3 separate regions of the Homo sapiens genome follow, and regions 1 and 3 are each linked to region 2. Evidence: chromatin contacts called from ENCODE Hi-C or POLR2A ChIA-PET data. All regions are on one chromosome and are shown on one strand. Each heading gives the region's core, a stretch centred on a gene start or an enhancer-like site at or near the end of the contact. The rest is flanking DNA. Distances are from core to core; before and after follow the strand shown. Region 1 holds the start of TDRD3 (tudor domain containing 3). Region 2 holds the start of SUGT1-DT (SUGT1 divergent transcript). Region 3 holds the start of GTF2F2 (general transcription factor IIF subunit 2).

The links. Hi-C counts contacts between places; a loop is a spot of excess contacts on that map. ChIA-PET counts read pairs that join two places held with the same protein, here RNA polymerase II (POLR2A). Pooled maps may share reads with other maps.
Region 1: a map of B cell shows a loop between it and region 2 (22-fold over the local background). The contact joins the promoter of TDRD3 here to the promoter of SUGT1-DT in region 2. A Hi-C loop is called at or near these places in 2 of 168 maps with a recorded cell type or tissue (B cell and CD4-positive, alpha-beta memory T cell) and 8 of 50 pooled maps. POLR2A ChIA-PET finds 5 or more read pairs at or near these places in 2 of 52 experiments (activated B cell and naive thymus-derived CD8-positive, alpha-beta T cell).
Region 3: a pooled map shows a loop between it and region 2 (5-fold over the local background). The contact joins the promoter of GTF2F2 here to the promoter of SUGT1-DT in region 2. A Hi-C loop is called at or near these places in 3 of 50 pooled maps.

What each region holds. Positions count from the first base shown.
Region 1 is chr13:60,395,210-60,399,416 of GRCh38, reverse strand. It overlaps TDRD3 (tudor domain containing 3), which reads right to left and starts at 2,197. Exons shown (of 14, transcript NM_001146070.2): 1 at 2,012-2,197. The coding sequence starts at 2,052. RefSeq lists enhancers at 1,346-1,395, 2,276-2,475, 2,325-2,837, 2,546-2,875, 3,206-3,275 and a silencer at 1,566-2,135.
Region 2 is chr13:52,649,453-52,653,595 of GRCh38, reverse strand. SUGT1-DT (SUGT1 divergent transcript) reads left to right here and starts at 1,289. Exons shown (of 1, transcript NR_170300.1): 1 at 1,289-2,291. It overlaps SUGT1 (SGT1 assembly cochaperone of MIS12 kinetochore complex), which reads right to left and starts at 760. Exons shown (of 13, transcript NM_006704.5): 1 at 638-760; 2 at 493-550. The coding sequence starts at 675. RefSeq lists enhancers at 280-399, 509-1,010, 1,120-1,459 and a silencer at 760-1,029.
Region 3 is chr13:45,118,637-45,122,500 of GRCh38, reverse strand. It overlaps GTF2F2 (general transcription factor IIF subunit 2), which reads right to left and starts at 1,991. Exons shown (of 8, transcript NM_004128.3): 1 at 1,780-1,991. The coding sequence starts at 1,845. RefSeq lists enhancers at 1,076-1,717, 1,828-1,957, 1,718-2,361.

The DNA of each region.
Region 1 (4,207 bases), core at 948-3,447, 7.7 Mb before region 2:
GTTTTTAGCCCCGCAGATTACTACTGCCTTTATGAGTCACTGCCATACAGAAGCAGCACAGACAGGTGGGAGAAACATAAACAGTTAAGTTGCAATATAAAGTAGCAAATGCTACAATATAACATTGCTGAAGATTTATAACAATATAACGAAGCAGGGTGGGACTCTACCTAAGCTTCTGCAGAGGCCCTGCCCAGAGAATTCTGACTGGCAGGGGCATTCCAAGGTCAACTGTATTAGACTTTACAGAGAACCTACAATCTGGTGCATTTCTTGACAATCCAGATAAGGAGAAAAATAAGACTCACTTCCCTGCCCTGGAAAAGCATAAGAGGCCAGAGAAAACAAAGTCAACACGTGTTCGGGACCTAAAAAATGAGACTAATCTTTCCAAAGGAGGGGGGGTCATGTTGGAAAGCAGTAAAATACTGAGTTTGTAAATGAAAATATTACTAGTGTGAAGGATCAACGCTCAACCTAATGAGAAATGGGGAGAAAGGCAAATGAAAGAGGGATCCAAGATTATTCAGGACACCCTTGTGGGTAAAAAAACTGAAAGAAGAGATTCCTATTGAACAGAAACAAAACTGAAGACAGTGTTTTTAACTCTACAATCTTTTACGCCCATGCTGTTCTGCGAAAAAACTGTAACAACAATAACGCATAAGCGTTAAAGGAACCAGGCCCAGAGCCAGGCCCTCTGTGCTCAACATTCAACTCCACCACTTTCTAGCTATGTCATTTTGGGAAAGTTACTTAACAGCTCTTTGCCTCAGTCTCCTCACCTGTAAAATGGGGTGTATAATAACACAAGTGCCTTTAAAATCAGGAGGGGCTTCTTCAAAGCACAGTTGTGATTATATCCCTCTACTGATCAAAAACTTTATTCACAAAATCAAATCCACATCTTTCACGAACCATATAGATCTTGTGTAGGTTCTGCAAAACAATAAGCGCTTCCCTGTGTCATCTCCAGCAGCTCTGTGCTAGAAAGCCTTTTCCTTACCATCTTTCCAAGTCCACTTTAGGAAAGTAACTCTCCCTCCCATTCCACAGTGCACTCATCTGTTCCTCTGTACGTACGGTTTATCACTATTCCCCCTGGTTTTGTTTGGTCTTTTAATGCCTCACTCTTTCTCCTAAAGCAGTAATTGCAGAGAGCCGTTGCAAATCTTTTTCATCCCCGTTCCTACCCTTCATCCCAGAATGTGCCTGTGCAAGCCTGGGAAAAGCGTTACTGAATTAAACGGGATGATTACAACCGTAATGGCCGCAATTCCAGAAACTGCCTAATTTCGCATAATTTTGTATTGTTTTCAAATCCTGAAAATCTTGACACGAAAGGCCTCTTAAAATCAGAACACCATCCTTTCAAGAAAAGTTCTACCGAGCACCCCCACGAGTTGACATTGCGGTCATTCTTAGCTCCAGAAGTTGTGTGTGTGCCGCGGAAGGCAGATTCACACTGGTCCACACTGTACTTTGAAATAAGGGGTAAGAAGAGGCGGCTCCGGCCGCAGCGCGGGCTGTGCTCTGCTCTGCCCTCAACTTCCTATGGGCCCGCGGGCTCCGGCCGCGTTCGTCCCTCTCCGCCGCACTTCGTTCCCAGCCCTCGCCTCCCGATCCCGCTGCAGAAACACCCCCTCCCCGGAGAAGCCGCGCGGACGGCGCTGCAGGTCCTCCCCGGCGCTCCGGTCGGCCGGGGTCTGGGCCGCCACCCGCCCGGCTCGCGGCCCCCGGCCTCTCCCCAGGCCCGCCGCCCGCCGCCCGGGGCCCAGGCCCGCCGCCCGGGGCCCAGGCCGCCGCCGCCGCCGCCTCCAGGGGACCTAGGGGAACTCGCAGGGCTCCGCGTGGCGCCGGGGGCGGAGCCGGCCCGAAGGGCCCGGGGAGAGGCCGGGGGCGGACGACAGCCTCCGCCTACCCCGACACGCACCCCGCCGCCCCCAACCCAACCTCCCTGGGGCCCCGGCCCGCACCCGCGGCCCGGCAGCCGGCGGGACTCGCCACTTACCAACCCGCCTGGGACAACGCCGCGCCGGCCACCTGGGCCATGGTAGCTGCTTAGGCCGGGGGTGGTGGGGGGCTGGGGTGGGGGTGATGGGGAGGCCTCCTACTTGAGACCCCCCCCCTTAAAAAAAAAAAAAGAAAAGAAAAGAAAAAACTCCTCTGGTCGGCTCTGCAACTGGGCATGCTCAGTGCGGCCGGCGCTTCCGCGTGCGGGTTCCGCTCGCCGCGTTTTCTGAGCGGCCGTAGGGGCCGGCCTGGTGTGGGGCTCCCAGGCTGCGGAGCTCCGGGACCTGATCCACCAAACACCGGCTGGTGGCTGGAGTCAGGACGGTTCAGGGACTTTGCCTCTTCCCCGAAGGCTTTTACTTGTTTTGGGGGGCGCTTTTCTGAGTTGCACACCTTGGAAAGTCGCGAGGAGGTTCTTCGTAGAGCAAAAGTGTGGCGTTTGCAGCGCCCACAGGCGGCCACCTCAGAGAGGGCAGGATAAGGCCTGAGGAGACTGACGGGTTGGCTGCGAGGGAACGCGTCCAGGACCGCGCTAAAAAGGTCACGTTGCGGGCAGCAAAACTCAGAGGTGTCCCCAGCCCATTCTGCACAAAAGTTTACTTTCTTATAAACACTCGTTCCCTTCACCTCGCCTTTTGGTCCGCCCGGACGCAAAGAAAAAATGCAGCTCAAGCTTTTTTGAGTCCCCGCGGGCAGATCGAGTTGCCCCAGTCGGACACCACAGTGAAAATGCCCTGGTCAGCCCAAGAAAACCTGCTTTTAGGGGACATGGGGAAATGGGGCAGTTGTGTCAGTGCTTGTTTTTCCTGTTGCCCTCCCCCTGGGACCATCCGTGTCCTAGCGCGGCCCTGCCACCTTGGCTCTGTACTGCCAGATCTGGCAACCACAGCCGCTTCCCCGCCGATGCCCTTCGCCCGCGCTGTAGAGGGCTGGGGCGCAGGGTGGGTCCCTGAGTGGGCATGCGCGCCGCCGTCGCCCAGCGGCACGGCGGACGCTACCGCGCGATTGGGCGTCCGTGACTCACGCTGGCCAATCAGAGAGGAACAGGCGGAAGGGTACGCGGGCCCAAGAGGCGCTCCCTAAAAGTTTGCTCCACCTTCTTGGTCTTTCACCTCTGCGGCGTCCCGTATTGCGGGGAAAAAGGCTTCTAAGGGGCAGCGTCCCCATCTGCCAGGTCAGGGGAAGAAGACTGTTAGGAACTTAATCCCTATCTCCGCCGCTTGCCGCTGCCCCTGCTTCTAAGGGCATCATCAAAAACAGACTTGGAGCAGAGACTGCGGAACTGGGCAGAGGCGCTCTTGGGATTGGGGAGGAAATTGGCAGTTACGGAAGGAAGGGGATAATTGCCCTGGGTGGAGCTAAAATTCCTTAATACAGATTTTTCTCATTTCAGCTGGGGTATTCCGTTTGGTCTTCCCAAAAGTCATAGTTATAAAATCGCGATGCTTTCGTTAGATGGAATGCTATTGAGATTTGCTCCCAAGTATATTGTTTAGATAATTTTAGATCACAAGTAGCTCCATCCTGTTCGCTGCAATGTGCAGTAGTATGCAGTGTTTAAGTCATACGTATGCTACAGGTATATTTCAATTTATAGTCATCGGCCATCATATACAGGAGCCAGGAATAGATATGCCATTTTAAAGGTAAATAGATGACTCAAAAATAAATTGCCAATAATTTTTATTGGCGGTTAGAATTTTCTGTTACCAATTATTTACATTTTTCAGTTAGTGTAACCTGTTAACTATGAAAATATGTTGTACCAATCATCAGAATTTCTCACTGGTTATAAAGTCATTTGTTCTCACATGTCGTGTGATTCAGTAAGGATTTACCACTGCATGGTCCTTACAATAATAAAGTACTCCACAAAACACTAAATTCTCTTAAAGAATGGGTTTTTTACTGGAGAAATGTGGGACAACATGAGCATCCAAAAAATGGTGACAATAATTGATGAAACACATTGAATTTCTTCGGAGTGCCACCAAAAATGAAGGAGGACAAAATCTTTTCTTTCAGAGCAATACAAGATAGTAAATGTAGAACAAATGATAGAATTAGAAAAATCACAGTTTTCCAAGTCAACCACAATTGATAGAGGAAAATTTATCAGACGATACTAAAAGCCACAGGGTAAAAGACTAGGAGTACAGGATCTTCACATGGTCTCAAAGTTTCAAGCCATAAC
Region 2 (4,143 bases), core at 40-2,539:
TTGATGAATATACAAATGAGTGAATAATGAATTGTGATAAGACATCTGGAAAGTTTCAGGGACGTGAGGGAAAAGGGTTTTGCTCCAGTAGACTGACTTCATACCGACACTTTTACGTAAGAATGGCAAGAATTATTGTCAAACGAAAAAATTAACTTCATCGAGCCCAGAGTCCACTTCTCTAATCATAAATGTCATTAAAAAAAAAATCCTTTCAGCCAAACTACAAATGCCAACCATGCTCCCAAGAAATAGAGGAGGTTTTTCTCAGGAGCTGTAGGGAGTGGAAAGGGCAAGACAGGAGTCTGGGGTAACGCGGCTACCGTGTAACAGAGAAAAGAGACGGAGAATCTCAATACCGGAGCTGAGACGCAGCATCAACAAGAGCCTGGGTCCCTGTCCGGCGGTGCGGGGAGAAGGCGGGTCAGCGGGGACCCGAAGTGGCCCAGCTCCCCTAAGAAGAGTGGAGGAAGCAGAAATGGGCTCTCTCACCTCTAACGCCGCCTGGGGGTCCTCGTCGATTAGGGCATCCGAGAAGCTCTGGAAAAACCTGTCAGGAAAACAACGACTTCAGCAGGGCTCACTAGCCAAGGAAAGGGGGATAAAATAAATACCAAAGGGAAAGAAAAACATGCACCTCTGGGATGTTGCAGTTCCTGCTGCAGCCGCCGCCATCCCTCGTAGTCGCTGTTGCTGCCGCCGGAGCTGCTACTATCACGGTTACCACCTCCACCACCGCCCAAGGGGGAAACTTCTGGAGAAACACCAACCGAGCTTCCGTCCTAAATAGCCAGCGAGCAGCCACGCAGCGTGCTGCTAGGGGGACGGGAGGCGACACGCCGGCGCGGGGCCGGCTGGGACAGTGGAGGACCGATTCCTCCCAGCCGCACCCCGGCCCAGGACCCGCGCTCCCAGTCCCCGCCCCTCGCAGCCATGGTTACGGAGGCCTGGGGCGTACACGTTCTTCCTCCCTTCCACCGCGCCCACGCCAGCGGGCACTCCCACGGAGCTTTCAGTAGTACTTTAGAAGCACTTTTGTAACGTACTGTCATCCCTAAGGAACGTGTGGCGGTTAGGGGCGTTTGTATGTCTGTTAATAACGGAAGCTACTTCGAGCTCCCATTTTCCCTAGTTTTTATCATGGCTGCCACAGCTAGCCAAGCCCTTTCGCCTCCATTACGTCTTTAGCGGCTGCGTGGTCTCTTCCGGGAGCAGAGGCCCGGATGACGCGTGGATCCCCGCGATCTTTGGGCTGGGGATTCTAAACGACTGGGACTTGCCGGAAGTCATTCTGCACTAATAGCGGCAAAAAGCCTTCTGGTTCCTGGGGCGACGCGCCCGGCGGCCGTACTATTCACTTCCCCAGAACGCCACAGCCCAGGCTTTCTTCTTAGTGGGCTTCCCAGACCAAGAAGGGAAACCTTTCATCCGAAGGTACTGAGGGGAGGAAGGTGGCCTGAAGTTATCTCAGTGCCGCTTTGTTTCCCACCCCAGTCGGTCAGCCCTTCCTCAGCGCCCTTTAACCCTTGCAGATCGGATGGAGAAAGCTGCCAGCACGTTCTAGGGATGGGGGCAGATTGAGGAGCGGGAGGGAGTAGTCTTTGTCTAACTTTATACCAGTACCAAACTATGTTAATTTAATGTAGTTTTATAATAAATCTTTAAGTCCTGTAACTTATTCTCCCAAGATTGTTTTGGCTTATTCTACGGCCTTTGTATTTCTAGGTGAATTTTGGAATTAGCTTGTTAAAAAGGGGGGGGATTTTTTATTGGGCTCGCATTGAATCTATAGATCTGTTTGGGAAAACTAGTATCTTAACAACAAGTCCTTCAATCCATGAATATCATTCTTCCCCCACCATTTATTTAAGCGGTCTTTAATTTCTCCTGGCAATATTTTGTAGATTGCACATATATCTATATTTTAATGCAGCTGTGCTTGGATAGATTGCAGTATAGAGATCATATATATCTTTCATTAGATTTATTCTTGAGTATTTAGTGTTTTGTATACAATGTTAAATGGCATTTTGACTTTTTTATATTCTACTCGTAAGAATAAACAATATTGATTTTAACATACTGACCTTATATGCAAGCATCTTGCTAAGTTCCCTTGTTATTTGTAATACTCTGTAGATTCTTTCGGAATTTCTGTGATCAAAATCTTGCAATCCACGAATAAAGATGGTTTAACTTCTCTGTAACCTTTATACCTTTTATTTTTATTTATTTTTGCCTTTTGTTGCTGGCTAGTGTTTCCACTATTGAATAAAAACAGTGATAATGGACTTCCTTGTCTTGGTCATAACATCAGGAGGAAAGCATTGAATATCAACTGCTTTTTCTGCCTTTATTGAAATGTTCATTTGTATTTTTTAATGTTACTGTGAATTACCTTGGTTAGTTTTCAAATGTTATCTAAATGGCCAATTGTCCTTCTGGACCCCACTGACTCCAGTTGGGATGGCACTGTAAGAAGAGAGGCAGAGTCAGTGAAGGAGACAAGGTTTATTCAGGATTTACATACAAGGGTGGTCCGGTGGTGGAGGGCTGACCTGGAGAACTGCTACCATTTGTAAAAAGCACGTAGTCTATATAGCATTTTCACTTAGCACTCTCCTTCTAGCAACCTCCATTTAACCCCAAAGGGCCTTGATCTGTACAGCGTAAGATACGGGCCAGGGATGTGGATGTCCTTCATAGATAAGGAGTGAATCTCTGGGTTGGCTGCTCCTGGATTCCTTAGCCCAGGACTCCAAACGTAAGTTCTTCTTAGACCATAGGGTTAGTCTCAGGTATGCTCCGGTTATGGCTCAGCCATACACTAATGTGTGTACACCAGCCTCTGCCATGCACCAATACACATATATGTATGGCCTCTGAAAGGGTGAATTCCAAGACCGCCCTATGGGCCCAACATGAAAAGAAGTTCTATATATTATGGACATTGAAATCAATGAGATACCAAAACTACCACCAGAATGGCTTAAATTAAAAGGACTTCCAATACCAAGCACTGACAAGGATATGTAGCAACTGTATCTTTCATATATTGTTGGTGAGAGTTTAATCATTTTGGAAAACTGTGGTACCGTATGTCTGTTCTTGCATTGCTATAAATGAGACTAGGTAATTTATAAAGAAAAAATGTTTAATTCACTCATGGTTTTGCAGACTGTACGAGAAGCATAGCAGTTTCTACTTTTGCAGAGGCCTCAGGAAGCTTCCAATCACCGCACAAGGCAAAGGTAGAGCAGCCATCTTACATGGCAGGAGCAAGTAGGGTGGGGGTAGGTGCTACACATTTTTAAACAACCAGATCTCACAAGAATTCACTGTTGCAAGGACAGTACCAAGAGAGGTGGTACTTAACCATTCATGAGAAACCCACCCCTATGATCCAGTTACCTCCCACCAGGCCCCACCTCCGACATTGGGGATTGCAATTTGACATGTGATTTGGGTGGGGACACATATCCAAACTATATCAGACACTATCTACTAAAGCTAGTTATACACAGACCATAACCCAATAATTCTACCACTGGGCATATACCCAAGAGTATTTATTATTTATGATCATGTAGAAGAATATTCATTGCAGCATTACCCAAGGTAGCAAAAACTGGAAATAATCTAAATGTCCTTAAATAGGAGAAAAAAATATTACATAGCAATAGGAATGAACGACTACTACACACAACGATATGGATGAAGCTTATATACATAAGTTGTGGTAAAAAAAAAAAAAAGCCAGACGGAGTACATCATGATTGATTCCACTTAGATGAGAGGTATCATAAGGGAACCTCCTGGTTGTCAGGGAGGGTGGGGAACAGGAGCATGAAGAAATCTCGGATGCGGGAAATGTTACATATCTTGATCTGGCTGGTAATCACAGCAGTGTATTCAAACATAAAATTTTATCAAGTTATGCACAAGATTTGTGCAGGCTGGGTGCAGTGGCTCACGCCTGTAATCCCAACACTTTGGGAAGCCAAGGCAGAAAAATCACTTGAGCCCAGGAGTTCAAGACCAGCCTGGGCAAGATGGTGAGACCTCGTCTCTACAAAAAATAAATAAATAAAAAACATTAGCCAAGCATGGTGGCGCGTGCCTCAGCTACTTGGGAGGCTGAGG
Region 3 (3,864 bases), core at 742-3,241, 7.5 Mb after region 2:
CACCATGACTGGCTGATTTTTGTATTTTTAGTAGAGATGGGGTTTCACCATATTGGCCAGGCTGGTCTCGAACTCTTGACCTCATGATCCACCCACCTCGGCCTCCCAAAGTGCTGAGATTACAGGCGTGAGCCACCATGCCCAGCCCGATCCTGTGATAATTTTCTAATTGTGACTCTGGTTACCCTCCCCTCTAATTCGTACTGCACACTGCCAAACATTTTTTTTTTTCCTGAATAAATATCTGGCATCTCTACCTCACTCAAATCCTCCAAAAAGTTCGTTACTTCCTTGTAAACTAAAGTTAGAATATCTCCGTTTCATGATATGACAATCTGAGTATATGGTCCCCATCTTCATCTACACAGATCTTCTGCTCTAGGTTCTCTCTGTTTTCCACAACACGCCATGCTGATTATATATTTTGAGTCTTGCATTTCTGTTCCATTCCCCATGGTATACACTGTGTCCACCCATCCAAATCCTGTAAGACAAACATTGAGCATTTACCATGCTCCTAGGACAATGGCACCATCTCAAGTCACACCATTTTTTCAAGCTTTTTCCTTCAGTCCGTAAGGGCAATCTCCTCCTTAGTGACTCTCCCCCCAAGTAACATGCTGCTGGAGAGAGAAATGCCTATTTAATCCATCCTTTTAAGTCACACTGAGTTTGGAAATAAGTCAAATGAGTGCCACAGACTAAGGCGAGGGCTGAAGAATGAGAGGTCATGCATTTATTCATCATCTATTTGTTGAGTAATTACCATGCGCCAAACACTATTCTGGGTATGACAGGCAAAGATCCTGTTCTCATGGAATGTGATTCTGTGTGTTGGAAAGACAGAGGTAACCAACTTTGAACATATGAACACAAAATCACTCTACACTGTGAAAAGTGCTTTGAAGAATGTAATACACATCTGTCGTGTTAGCAAATGATCACAAGGGGGCTGTTTTAGGAAGGCCGACAAGAAAGACCTCTTAGATTTAATTGACGAGAACTCAGCCATGTGATAAAACAGTTAAAGCATTAAGAAACCAAAAGTCCTTACATTTTAAGTTTCAACGACTTTCAGGATCACATTTTGAATATGCTTAAGTATTATGAAACTCCCCTAGGAGAAAACACTCCCCAATATGAAACAATAAAGCACAAATAGTGCTTACTGTGAGCTAACCAAAATTGCTGTCTTCACATAAAACGTTTATTGACGGCCAGTTTCACGAGACCCAAATGTGCTCTAAAAGAATACTCCAGTCCAATGACCTCTCCTTCTGTGAGTTTGGGGCTCTCTCGCCTCTTTTGAGAGCTTCATTAAGGACCATCAACCTAAGAGAACACTTTTAAGAGTAGGCAGGGACCAGTCCTACTTTCTGGCCGAGAAAACTGTACAGAAAGTAGACATTCAACTACCTCACGCAGGCTCATGGCTAAAACCAGTTTCACCAAGGGAAGATACAAGGAATTCTTCAGTCTGGGATAAAATGCACCGTCCAAATCTGGGGACACCAAGACAAGATTCCAGGAAAGCCGTGAGAAAGAGATCTAGTCCAGGCAGATTCAGAGTAGTAACTGGCTGAAAGACACTTTGCGTCCCTAAACTAATTCCTCGTCTGCAAACAGATACAACAATGACTCCTGCCTCTCAAAATGTGTGAAGCTCTAACGAGATAGCCGTAAAAGAACTTTAAGAGGCGCACGGAGCGGGATAGGCTCAAGTTACTTAAACTATACTTGTGTTAGGAGGAGCGCAAGTGGGAGACTCGCGAACATTACCTTGACTAGCCACACTCCTGTGTTCTGTTTGGCGCCGGTCAAGTCGAGTTCCCCGCGCTCGGCCATGGGTCTGCAGCCGGTGGAGGCGTGCGGGATGCAGCAGCGACCCCAGGAGCCGCAGGGCTGAGGAGCGGGCGTCCGGAACAAAGGACAAGCCGCGCTGAGAGGCGAAGAGCCGGCGTTCCTTACCTGCCAGAACACTGGGAACCGAGGAAAAGAGGAACACGCCGCCAGGAGCCGGGACTGCGCCTGCGCACTGCTACGTCAGTACGGCGCGCTGTTGCAGACAAACTTTCTGTTTCGGAAATTTCTTGAGTGGGCGTGGCTGTCCGCGATGTCTGCATCTGAGGGATTAAAACGTAGGGTGGGATGAGCTAAAACGTTAGCAATGTATTTAAAGACATGGTCAGCATAACTGAAGAAAAAGATTATCAGAACGGAAAAATGGGGTTCAAAGAGACGAAAGGTGTCAGAACATGTCCAACCCTAGCCAAGGAGAGAGAGACAATATTTGAAGGACAGGGTCAGGGTAGTAAATTGGCGTCCCTGGCCAACGTCATTAGCACAAATGGGCACTGGGATCAAACTTAGTAGCCTTGGGTATATTGAAAACATGCCGTTTCTAGACCTGGAAAAAAAAAAGCCGTGTTTCAGCTCAGAGGCTACCCGAGCTGTTCTGATGAAGCAAGCGGAGCACCTCAGTTTCCAAAACCCGGAAGTCTGTAACGAAACGAACAAGTAAGAGACAAACCTGATCGTTTCCTCCCCTGCTTAAACAGTTTTCTCTTTCTCTTATTGCCTCTAGAATAAAGTTCAATCCTCCTGCTTCAACTGGGCCCTCTCAATTTCATCTCTTTGCACCTCCCACCATCACTCCGCCATGCACCAAACCACATCAAACCCAGCAGACTTCCCTAAACACGTCAGAATCTTCGTCGGTCATTTCAGAGCCTCTGCACACTGGATTCCCTTCCCTTGGAAGCCCTATTTTACCCCTGCCCTCACTCTCACCCCTGTGCTCTGGTTGGCAAACTCCTACTTATGGTTCAAGACCAATGAAAATGTCACTTCCTATGAGATCTTTTATCAACTTCCCCAGAAGAAATTAGTTTTTCTTCACATCACAGTGTGATACTTAGCACTCTGAACTATAATATATATGTTTACATATCTGCCTTTGCTTTCCAGACAATGAACTCCTCCTAGGCGGAAAGAGCTTTATTGAGGTATAATTGACAAATAAAAAATAGTGCTTTATTCATTTTATATCCACAATGTCTAGCACAGTGTTTAACACATTGTCAGGTTTCAGTAGGCTTTGGGTGAAAGAACATTCGCTGAAGAGAAACAAACAGTAAGGTATTGTTAAGAATGGCAAGTAATTTATTGAATCACACATCAGAGCCTTGCACAAAATTGAGGAAATTTTATGTGTGTTCAGCATAGGGCCAGGAAAAGCTGTCAGAACTCTGCTTTTAGCTAGGAAAACTAATAGGAAAGATGGGAGAGACCAGGAGTGTGTTGAAGATGAAAGTTTCAGGCTAGGCTCAGTGGCTCAACCCTGTAACCCTAACTTTGGGAGACTGAGGTGGGAGGATTGTGTCTGCCCAGGAGTTCAAGGCTACAGTAAGTCATGATCGTGCCATGCACTCCAGCCTGGGTGACAGAGCAAGGTCCTGTCTCTAAAAAATAAATACTAAAAACAAAATTTTTTTGGCCAGGCGCAGTGGCTCACACCTGTAATCCCAACACTTTGGGAGACCGAGATGGGAAGATCACTTGAGGCTAGGAGTTCGAGACCAGCCTGGTCAACATAGGAAGAACCCTATCTCTAAAAAAAAAAGAAAAACAAAAAAAAATTTTTTTAAGCAGAAAATGAAGGTTTCTTCTTGTGCAACAACTTGGAAAAGGGCCTTTTTAAAACATATAAAGAGTAAGCAGATTAAGGGAACTGCTCTAAACTTTAATCAAGGAGAAGGAATAAATTGAAATATGAGACCATGGGAGAAGAGAAGCAAAGTCTAGAGCACCCCAGGAATGGACTTTAAAGATTGGAACCCTGGCTTTGGTCTCTGGGTCATGGGA